2 separate regions of the Homo sapiens genome follow, and region 1 is linked to region 2. A link is an interaction called in ENCODE POLR2A ChIA-PET data of the cell type or tissue named here. Cell type or tissue: Caco-2. All regions are shown on one strand. Links, peaks and the distances in the headings refer to the core of each region. The heading gives the core; the rest is flanking DNA.

Region 1 (5,379 bases), core at 250-5,249, 310 kb before region 2:
CTTGAATCCGGGAGGCGGAGGTTGCAGTGAGCTGAGATTGCACCATTGCACTCCAGCCTGGGCAACAAGAGCGAAACTCTATCTCAAAAAAAAAAAAAAAAAAGAAAAAGAAAAAACCAATAGACTGGAAAACACAGGCCTTCTGCCTTTCTTCCCGTTCCCTCTCTGACCTGCAGGTTAACAAAGAATGCGTCCGAGGACTTTGGGCCGGGCAGCAGCAGGAGCTTATATTTCTTCGCAACCGCAATCCGGAGCGCGGCAGTATCCAGAACAATAAGCAGGTCCTGCGGAACTTGATTAACTCCTCCTGCGATCAGCCCCTGGGGTACCCCATGTATGTCTCCCCACTAACCACATCCTACCTAGGGACACACAGGCAGCTGAAGAACATCTGGGGTGGACCCATCACTTTGGACAGAATTAGGACCTGGTTCTGGACCAAGTGGGTAAGGTAAGTTTTTACAACAAATGCCTCTGTCCAGATGCTGGGGGAAGGTGTGGGGGATGCAGGGAGCTCTGTACTCCTGGTTCAGATTTCACTGTCAGCCACCATTTTCTCATATGATTAAAACTGCTACCCCCAAGTGGCATCGAACAGATCATTTGTTTCAGCAAGCAGTCTCAGATTATGAATCCATGGAAAATCTCATATGGATGAGAATCTCTTTCCCCCACATTTGCACAGGCTGAGTTCTTGCAGAGCTGCCAAGGTTATGAGTCTTTAGCAGTAACCATTCCACATCTGTTAGCAAGAACTGGAAGAACATCCCCAGCACACATTTCTCATCCAATAAGTCTTCTTACCTGGATGTAGTAATCAGTTGGGATGAATTCTAAGAAGTTTTGCCTGAAGACGACAGAGCTCCCTATCAAGCCTCAGTGCTAAGGGTTCTTATGGAAGGTTGAGACGGAAGCCCATTCATCCTGGTGCAGTCTGTTCATTTATTAGATGCTGAGGTTTGGGAACAACAGCCCCTCTTCCCACCAGCATGCCAGGTGGGCTACTCACCTGGAGAGCACGCTCTTCGATCCCGATTTAGGCAAGGCCATGGTGGTGCATTTAGGGGGATTGGAAGTGTGTTGCTGAGAATCCTCAAAGGACTTCTCCCTCCCACAGGATGCGGAAGGATTGCAATGCCCGCCAGCACAGTGGCGGCAACATTGAAGACGTGGACGGAGGAGGGGCCCCGACGACAGGTGGCAACAATGCCCCGAGTGGTGGCAGCCAGGAGAGCAGCGCAGAACAGCCCAGAAAAGGCGGTGCTCAGCACGGGGTGTCATCCTGTGAAGGGACACAGAGAACAGGTGGGTGCAGCAGGGGCCTCCAAACTATCGATGAAGTCCTATTTGGTCCCAGTGACCAATGCCCTGAGTTATGATGTTGTTTAAACCTCTGAGAGCACCTTCTTGCATTGGGACAATAGATGCCGGAAATTTGCAGACTCTTGTAGGTTCTGCTCAGGAAAACAATTCTCCATCTGTTAGATTCAGCTTTTACCATTTATCCATCTGTCCATGACCTTGGCCAGCCATTCATCTGTCTGTCCACCTGTCCAGGGGTCGCTGCATTCCATTCCATCTTTCCGTCTCTCACTCTATGACCGTTTGATGGTGTGCCTTCTGTGTCTGGCTGTGTTGTAGCTATTGGCCCATGTACTGTCTCCCTCTTCTCCAAGTGTCCGTGGGGCACACAAACAGGCCTCCTGCCTTCCCTCTCCTGCTTCTCACTGATTCTCACCTTCCTCCACTTAGACTTGACATTTCAGAGCAGAAGAAAAGAGGGCAGAAAGGGTGCCCACAGATAGGAACCTAGGAGGTGGCTGCAACCAAGCCTGGCTGAGTCTAAAGTTTAAAATTATGTTTAAACTAACACCCAAATAGTTATACTCCACCAGATGGATGAAGTTCCAAAACTCCACTGGTGGTCTGCACTGGGGAGGAGGTGGTTGGACTAGAAAAGGAGATCCAGAGGATGAGTGTCCTGGGAACATGAAAGAGATGGATGCTCTGCCCTGGTTCCTGCTGGTCCTTGGCTTTACCCTCTGGAGCATGTTAGTGGTTTTACTTTTTGGCCTCAGTTCTTCCTCACCATCCAGAAGCGTTTAATAAGTGCCTCTGTGCATGCTTCTCCTGCTAGCTCTGCACCAAATGAGCCAGGAGTTACAGTCCCTGCCTCCTGGGAGTGCCCAGAGCAAGGCAGAGGATTGAACAGAGACAGTAGGATGTATGCAAACATGAGCAAGATATGAGAGAGAGAAAGAGAGGATATATGTATAAATCAAAAAGTATCTGAGACAGCTGTCAATTAATTTAGAGGTTTATTTTGCCAAGGTTAAAGAGGTGCCCAGGAAAAAAGGACACAAGCGACAGACCCAACTGTGGCTACTTTTTCCAAAGAGGGTTTGGGGACTTCATTATTTAAAGGGGAAAGAATGGGCAATAGGGGAAAAAGGCGGGGCAGGGGATAAGGAAAAGGGGTATTTTGCAACCACTGTGACCAGCCTTTGAGGCTTTCATCAACCTTCACTGAATCCACATTTTACATGTAAAAAGCGTAGGTAGAGAAACAGTCAATTGTACATTCATGTCCAGCTCCGCAGATCTGCATTTTTACATAAAGTAAACATAGAGTTGAAGAAGGAGTCATGTGTGCCTTTGTCTCAGGTGAGCAGATGGAGGACTCCTAGTCCTATCTTTGTCCCGCATTTGTAAAGGTAAGCTGTTCATTTACATTGTCAGGGTGAAATTTAACAGAACTGTTTTAGAGTAAAGATCTTGGGGCCCACAAGGAATTTCTCTGCAAGCAAATTGGGAGGGAGACAGTTTTGCATGTCTCAGTTCCCAGGCTTGACTTTTTCCTTTGGCATATGAGTTTGGGGAGATTTTATTTTCCTTCCACAGATGCTAGATAGGTAGATAGGGACTGATTGATAGAGGACAGAAAGAAAGCTAGGTAGGTAGATAGATAGGTAAATAGACAAAATAGGTGGTATCCGCTGCTCAAAAGAAAGGAAAAAAGATCTCCCCCTGCCCCACCCACCCCATGCTGTTTACTCTGAGGCCCTGCAGGACACCTGCTGGAGGCCTCCCATGCAGCTCCCAGGCCTCCAGTATCTCATTGTTTAGTTAACATTTCTTATCACATGAAAAATGTGTTTCAGGATCATGGGAGTGACTTTCCAGGTGGGGAAATGCAAAGTAGCTTCCAAATGGTGAAATGCCTAAGCATCTGTCATTTGCCAGTACTTCCAGGTGACTTGTGTGGACTGGAGAAAGTCCAGAGTCAGGGGGGTGTGGCTGCGGGGTGGGCAGGGTCAGAGACAGGGGTCAGAGGTGGGGGTTCCAGAAGTGCTTCAGACCTGGTTTCTTGAAGCTTGGCAGAAAAGAAATTGGAGGCCGGGTGCTGTGGTGCACACCTATAATCCCAGCACTTTGGGAGGCTGAGGTGGGAGGATCACTTGAGGTCAGGAGTTCAAGACCAGCCTGGCCAACATGGTGAAACCCCATCTCTACTAAAAATACAACAAAAAATTAGCCAGGTGTGGTGGTGGGTGCTTGTAATCCCAGTTACTTGGGAGGCTGAGGCAGGAGAATCCCTTGAACCCAGGAGGCGGAGGTAGCAGTGAGCCGAGATCACGCCACAGCACTCCAGCCTGGGTGGGGGGAGAGGAGGGGGAAGAAATTGGAAACACCTTCTTCCCTTTCTTCCTATAAAACAGCACCTGGAACTGGCCTTGCCTGGAAGAGCTGGTGTTCCTTCCACTCCCTGGAGTCCGAACACCATAGGCAGTGAGCATTCCTTGCATTTACAGGAGCAATCACAGCTTCCCGTTTGTGGAAGATGTCAGAGCAGGATCTTTTTTTTTAAATTGGATTTTTAAGTTAAAATTTAATAATCAAACTATACAATCAGCATAGTTTAAAACTCAAAAAGGACTGCCTGGATTAAAACAAAAATCATGGGTTTCCCCCCTTCACCCCCCAGCAACATTCCTAATTCTCAGAGGTTACTGCTTCCAACTCTTGCAGCTGCTTTGTATTTTTGGGGCATCTACCTCCACATATTTAAATGACACGCTTACTCTGGAGCAGGATCTACTAAAGCCTAAACCAGCTGTTAATTTCTCATGAATGCTTCTTAAAACTTCCTGCCAAGGCCACCGCTGGCTTTCTACATTTTACAAGCAAAGGAGCATGCCTGGCTAAATACCCCACACACCACATGCCTTGGCCACACCTGCAGCCTGAGTTTGTCCCAGGCTCTGAGACCAGTTGTTGTCCTGCTTAGGGGGATGGAGGGTTGGGGAGATTTATGAAGCCCTGGGCCAAGCATCAGCTGCTTTGAACTCACCTGCCTTGCTGCCACCCTGCTCTTTCTCTGCCCCCCGGTGTATTCACAGCATCCTTGCTGCAGGTGATAAAATTTGATAACAGTAACAGTTCTCAGGTTCTACTCTACCAACACCATCCTGAGTACTTTCATGTGCACATTCACTGGATCCTCACCATGGCTTTTAGAGATGCAGGCAGTTTCACCCTCCTCATCTTGCAGATAAAGAAACTGAATGTATTAGTCTGTTTTCACACTGCTACAAAGGTACTACCTGAGACTGTGTAATTTACAAAGGAAGGAGGTTTAATTGACTCACAGTTCTGCATGGCTGGGGGGACCTCAAGAAACTTACAATTATGGTGGAACGTGAAGGGGAAGAAAGACACATCTTACATGGTGGCAGGAGAGAGCAAGAGTGAGGAAGTGCCACACTTTAAAACCACCAGCTCTCATGAGAACTCACTCACTATCACAAAAACAGCCTGGGGGAAACCACCCCCATGATCCAATCACCTCCCACCAGGTCCCTCCCTCAACACATGGGGATTTTTTTTGGGTGGGGATACAGAGCTCAACCATATTATTATGCCCCTAGTCCCTCCTAAATCTCATGCCCTTTCACATTTCAAAACCAATCATGCTTCCCAACCATCCCCCAAAGTCTTAACTCATTCCAACATTAACTCAAAAGTCCAAATCCAAAGTCTCATCTGAGACAAGACAAGACCCTTCCACCTATGAGCCTGTAAAATCAAAAACAAGTTAGTTACTTCAAAGATACAATGGGGGAACAAGCATTGGGTAAATGTCCCCATTCCAAATGGAAGGAATTAGCCAAAACAAAGGGGCCACAGGCCCCATGCAAGTCCAACACCCAGCTGGTCAGTCATTAAATCTTAAAGCTCCAAAATCTCCTTCAATGCCATGTCTCATGTCCAGGTCACACTGGTGCAAGAGGTGGGCTTCCAATGCCTTGGGCAGCTCTGCATGGGTACAGTCCCTGCAGCTGTTTTCATGGGCTGGTGTTGAGTGTTTGCAGCTTTTCC
Region 2 (5,379 bases), core at 255-5,254:
TTGCTTTGCGGGGGAACCAGGTGAATGCCTCCCAGGCAAAGTGCTCTCCTCTCTCTCCTAATGGTGCCATGAGCAAAGCTCTGCCTGGGCATCCTCGTGCCTTGAGGATCAGAAATTGAAATCACCGGCAATGTGAACCAAGCCTCCTCAGCCTTCTTTAGCCAGGGGCAGGGCTTCCTTCTGAAGTCCATTTCCCCCCTGTTTTCCTCAAGGCTCCCTGGTCACTGGGTGATGTGGCCATTGCCTCATGTGGACCTTCATATTTTGTCAGACAGAAGATGCTTCTGTGATCTGCAAGCTGTTCTGCAGGTCTTGCTCTCTCTCCTGCATTCTTTTTTTCCCTTCGTTAGGTCACGGTGAAGTGTTTCTGCAGCTCTCTTAAACTTTCTACTAACAAAACACTTTGGCCTCATTTCTATTAGCTTGTCCTTAGGGCACCTCTGTGAGGCATCTCAGTTGTTCCTTATGCAACACAAGCAACCTGCCTCACAACTCAAATCTTGGCTGTAGGGAGATGGCTCTACTAAATGCTAACATGGGGCAAGAGAGAACAAAAAATTGATTTTTTTTCTCTTCAAGGACTTTGAATCTGGTTAAGGACACCAAACATTTATGGATTTAAAAAGAAACAACTTCGTCTCATAAACAAGAAATAGTCTTCTCTGCTTCTAGAGCCCTTTGTCCATGAGGGCATGGTAGCAATATTTTTATTCCATTGGATGTTTGCCCCTTTGTTTTTCTATGAAGATGGGCCCCATGAGGGTAGACGCACATCTTTTCAACTTCTCATTCCCAGTGCTGTGAAAGAAAATAGAATCTCGGGACCCCACACTCACCATGCCAAAGGGAAAGTTAAGGTTGGGAACCGAGTCACAAATCCTGCCTTCCTTTTGTTCTGGAGCAGATAGCTGTAATTTCACAACCCCATATCATAGCCTCATTTCCTCTACTCCCTCTTTTCTCATGTCTATAATACTTAATCTTAAACGAAATGTAGATTTACTGAGCATGAGACCAGGCATCATTGACTTTTTCATCTACACTCTCATTTCACATGTAAAATGTAGTTTACTAAGGCTCATCAGAGCCTCACTAGAATGTAACACCTACCTCACTGCCTACCCTCTTTTTTCCCCTCCTGCTTCCTCTTTCCTCTTTAAATACAGAAGTTCCTAAACCCTTTGGAAAAATCACAGGTCACATATGTCCCTGCAACTGGTGTTTTTTCCCAGGCATGTCCTCGACCTTGACAAAATAAACCTCTATGGATTGACACCTGCCTCAATCACTTTTTGGTTGACAATGCCCATCATGGTGCCTCTTACATGGGTATTCTATAAGTATTTGTTGGATGCTAAATTTGTTGAGAGGTAAAGTGGCTGAATCAACTTCTTCACATTGACTGCCCTTGGGCAGAAATAGTTTTCACCCAGATACTTAACTGTTCAGAAATCGGTTGCACACTGTTGATGAGAAACAGAAGCTTGGGATGTTCATGTCAGCCAACATTTCCTCATTCTCCAGGAAGTATCACTTGAATGAGGTTCAAGGTAGCAGAATGGCAAGGACAGTTCTATTCAGTAACCATTAGGTGGCATATATAATATATTGTGTGCGTGTGTATTTATAGACATATATACAGATTTATATTTATGTGTATATATATATTTATTGATTCACACATTTACACATGTATAATTTGATTTCAGGAAACACCGAGACAACCCCTACTAAAAATATATGTTCCTATTACATCCCCCTAGTCAAGGGATGAATGTGGCAGAAGGGGCTTATGAGGAAAAGAAGGGCTCATATAATGTGTTAGGAAGTGGGTGTTCAGAAGCAGGAATGTCAATCTAGGAAAGGGGACCAGGGATGAAGGGATTCCAGGGTAGAGCGCAGTGATGAGAGTTGCTAGTAATCCTGTATATTTAGAAGACCTGGGAAGAAGAGGGTCTGAGAGGCTTACCCATGGGCAGGTGAGAGGGATTGGGGCCTGCAGTCATTCACCACTCGCTGCAGCTGCGGGGTGAGAACTGCTGATCCCCATCCAGGCGGAGCTTCTGGCAGAAAGTGTGCAGAGTCATCAGGTGCACATGCTTGGGATTTGAAACATCTCGATTCAAATTCTAGCTCTGTCATCAGTCAACTTGGGAAAAAAATATTTCACTTCTCTCAGGGCTTTTTCTTCATTTCTAAAATGAAGCTGCTATTCAACCTGGTAAGTTGTTGAGGAAATTAAATAAATAACAGAAAACTCAATATGGTGCCTGCCACATAGAAAGAAAGTAATATATGGCAACTCTTACTAAAAGTTATTTTTGGGTGGGCATGGTAGCGCACGCCTGTATTCTTATCACTTTAGGAAGCCAAGGTGGGAGGACCGCTTGAAGTCAGGAGTTCAGGATCAGCCTGGGCAACATGGCAAGACCCTGATCTCTAAAAAAAATTAAAAATAGCAAGGCATGATGGCTCATCCCTATAATCCCAGCTACTTGGGAGGCTGAGGCAGGAAGATCACTAGAGCCCAGGAGGTCGAGGCTGTAGTGAACTGTGATCACACCACTGCACTCCAGCCTGGGCAATAGAGAGAAACCCTGATTCAAAAAAAGAAAGAAAGAAAGAAAGAAAAAAAGAAAGAAAGAAAGAAAGAAAGAAAGAAAGAAAGAAAGAAAGAAAGAAAGGGAGGGAGGGAGGGAGGGAGGGAGGGAAGGAAGGAAGGAAGGAAGGAAGAGAAAAGAGAAGAAAGAAAAGAAAAGAAAAGAAGCCAATATTGCAGGGAGAGGCAGGTCATCTGAAGATGGCTGGGTTCTCATGGTAAACTGCTGGGATGGGACTAGACTTTGACCAGACAAGAAATTACAGGAGACATTTTATCCTTATTAGTATTCAAAGACTTCTGGGAAGGAAAACATTGTCAACATCATTACACAGTTATGCCTTGGTTAGAAATAACTTTTTCTGAAAGCTGGTTTTGATTAAGAAAGGGAGAAGTGAGAAAGGACATGGACAACTGACTGCGGGGAGAGAGATTGTGGGAGGAATTTCTGAGTTACAAGACATAGAAGGGTTGTCCGAGAAAAGCATGCTGAAAAGAAAGTCTTTTTGCTTTCCCACTTTGCTGCTGAGTAGACGGGGGCCGGCCCTCCTTTGGTAGCTGAGTGTGACTTCCTCACCTTCCCCACCCCATTCTGCCCTGAGTGGAAGTGACCAAAATGCGCCATTTCCTGCGGCAGGGCGTGCTACATCAATTCCTCATCGGGTAGTTAAATCCTACCTCCTCTTTGTTTTTCTAATACCCAGATGTTATTCAGAACTTCTGTTCTCCTCAATTCTCTTTTCCCATGTTGGAATTAGGACTGAACAGATGGATTTAAGCCAACTTGATTCTGTCAATTTGGGAGTCAAATCTCGCGAGTTTTTTTAAGAGACTGTGGTGAAAGAAAACCCAAAATACTCAAAAGAGCATTATTCTCAGGATACTTCTGATTTATCTGGAGCCAGAAAATTAAAGCCATTTATAAAAGGCAGATTTCTGCGGAAAAAAAACAATTTTATCTTCCTCTTACCTGAAAGCCAGATTGTATTTAGAATGTGCAAATTGGAAGCAGATTGAATAAGTGCTGCTGCTCAGGGTTTGGGCCGTTTTAATTTGAAAAAAAAAAAAAAAAGCCAAACTTGAACCAATCGATTTGTCTGCTCTTGGGAGCTTATCTGTCATGAGCTATTATCTTATACTGTAGTAATAAACACGCCTTGCCTACTGAAGAGAGGTGTGGAGTTCCATAAACTTCTAAGAGGATATTCTCAAGGGCAACAGTTGCCAACATATGTCCTAAGAGGAACTAGTTCCCTGGGATGGTAATGCACTATGTGTGCTAACCAAGCTTGGAAAATACCAGATTATACAAAATAAACTCAATTTCTTTTCCTCAGGAATGTTCAGCCTTCAATATAAACCTAATATACATATTTAATATCCATTCACTGAGATTTTTCTAGAGTGAAGAGTCAATATTCAGCATTTTCCAAACTAATTCGACAATAGAGTCCTGTTCTCTGAGAATGGTTTTGAGAGACTCGCGTTCCATGGACCAGATGTTGAGAAATACTGCACAAAAGTCATTAGTCTACTGATGGTTAGTATGTGGTTAGCTATTTAAAATAATAACACATTTGCTGGCATTCTAGATTCTTGAGCCTTTTACCACCTGAGAGACAAAAGCTCACCACTATTTGTAGCAAAATTAATCACCACTTTTTGGAGCTAATTGACTATTAAATTGGCATAATTCATACATGGAAGATACATGAAATGCATATATAAAATATCACTCGTTTTGTTCTGTGGATGAGGTGAGTAGAACCTGGCAATTATCAACTGAGCAGATTTTCCTTTGTAGAAGATTCTAGCCTGCAGAGACGTATGGTGGACAACTTGAAATCAACCAAGATAATAATTTCCTTTATATTGATTAACATTCATTTCCATCCAGAGAGATGTGCAGGGGAATATATATTCCTGCCTGAAGAGAGGAGTGCAGAGTTCTGTGAGCTTCCATGTTGATAGTCAGTAGGGTGATACTGCCTGAAGATTTAAAGATTCTCAGATCACCATTATATATTGGGAAACAATGAACACACACACAAACACACACACACACACAAACACACACACACACACACACACACACACACTGCTCCAGTCTGTTAAAAGATGAGAAAAGTAAAACCTAAATATGCTTGCCGTTAGAGTAGCAAGAGCTGGGATTTTAAACTCAGTACTTCCGACTCTCATTCCAAATGAAAATAGAGTTTTTGCAGATACCCATATTACAAAACGTTAGAAACTTTTTAAAAATGAGAAAATCCAAGTATATTTCTCAATCTCCTGCTCAGAGATTCCTCTGCTCGATCTCCATGGTCATTTTCCAAGAAAGCCTTCAGATCCCAGGCATAGTAAAGGCTGCTAGAAAGAAAAAAAGCAAATAAAACTCTCCCCTCAAAGAGACTCAAATCTAGGGTAAATTTTAAGGAGCCAATTATACTGTTTGCACAGGGATAAATTATGTAATAGAAACATAAACAAACTGCTGAGATGGAAAAGCAAGATTCGGTTATGCATAGAAGCTGAATTTGTCTTTGAAAGATGGATAGAATTTTAAGATATGAAAGAAGAGAATGTTGGTTTACCAGTTGCCCAAAAGGGCATAGTAAGTCAGAAAATGAGGTGTGCTGGCATTTAGTAACAGGTCATTACTGGTGACTAACAAAACCAGCCTGAGAGGCAAAGAGGACTCTGTGTCAATTCCAAGACATCTACATGGAAGTAAGAGCTAGTGAGAGAGGTAACGAACTTCAAGTAATGAGACTGAATCC

What was found. Peaks named below come from ENCODE experiments on the same cell type or tissue, not always from the same donor. Only the 100,000 strongest peaks of a DNase experiment are listed, where the experiment ranks them.
Region 1: POLR2A ChIA-PET joins it to region 2 with 5 read pairs; 2 of 35 experiments call an interaction of 5 or more read pairs at or near these places.

What each region holds. Positions count from the first base shown.
Region 1 is chr1:232,994,177-232,999,555 of GRCh38, reverse strand. It overlaps PCNX2 (pecanex 2), which reads left to right. Exons shown (of 34, transcript NM_014801.4): 31 at 177-451; 32 at 1,118-1,305. Among named protein-coding and RNA genes, the nearest start is that of NTPCR, 46 kb to the right of the region's middle. In Caco-2, for the core only: no CTCF peak of the experiment used is centred there; a DNase peak (open chromatin) is centred at 3,165.
Region 2 is chr1:232,688,315-232,693,693 of GRCh38, reverse strand. No RefSeq gene overlaps it. Among named protein-coding and RNA genes, the nearest start is that of LINC01745, 27 kb to the left of the region's middle. In Caco-2, for the core only: no CTCF peak of the experiment used is centred there; no DNase peak of the experiment used is centred there.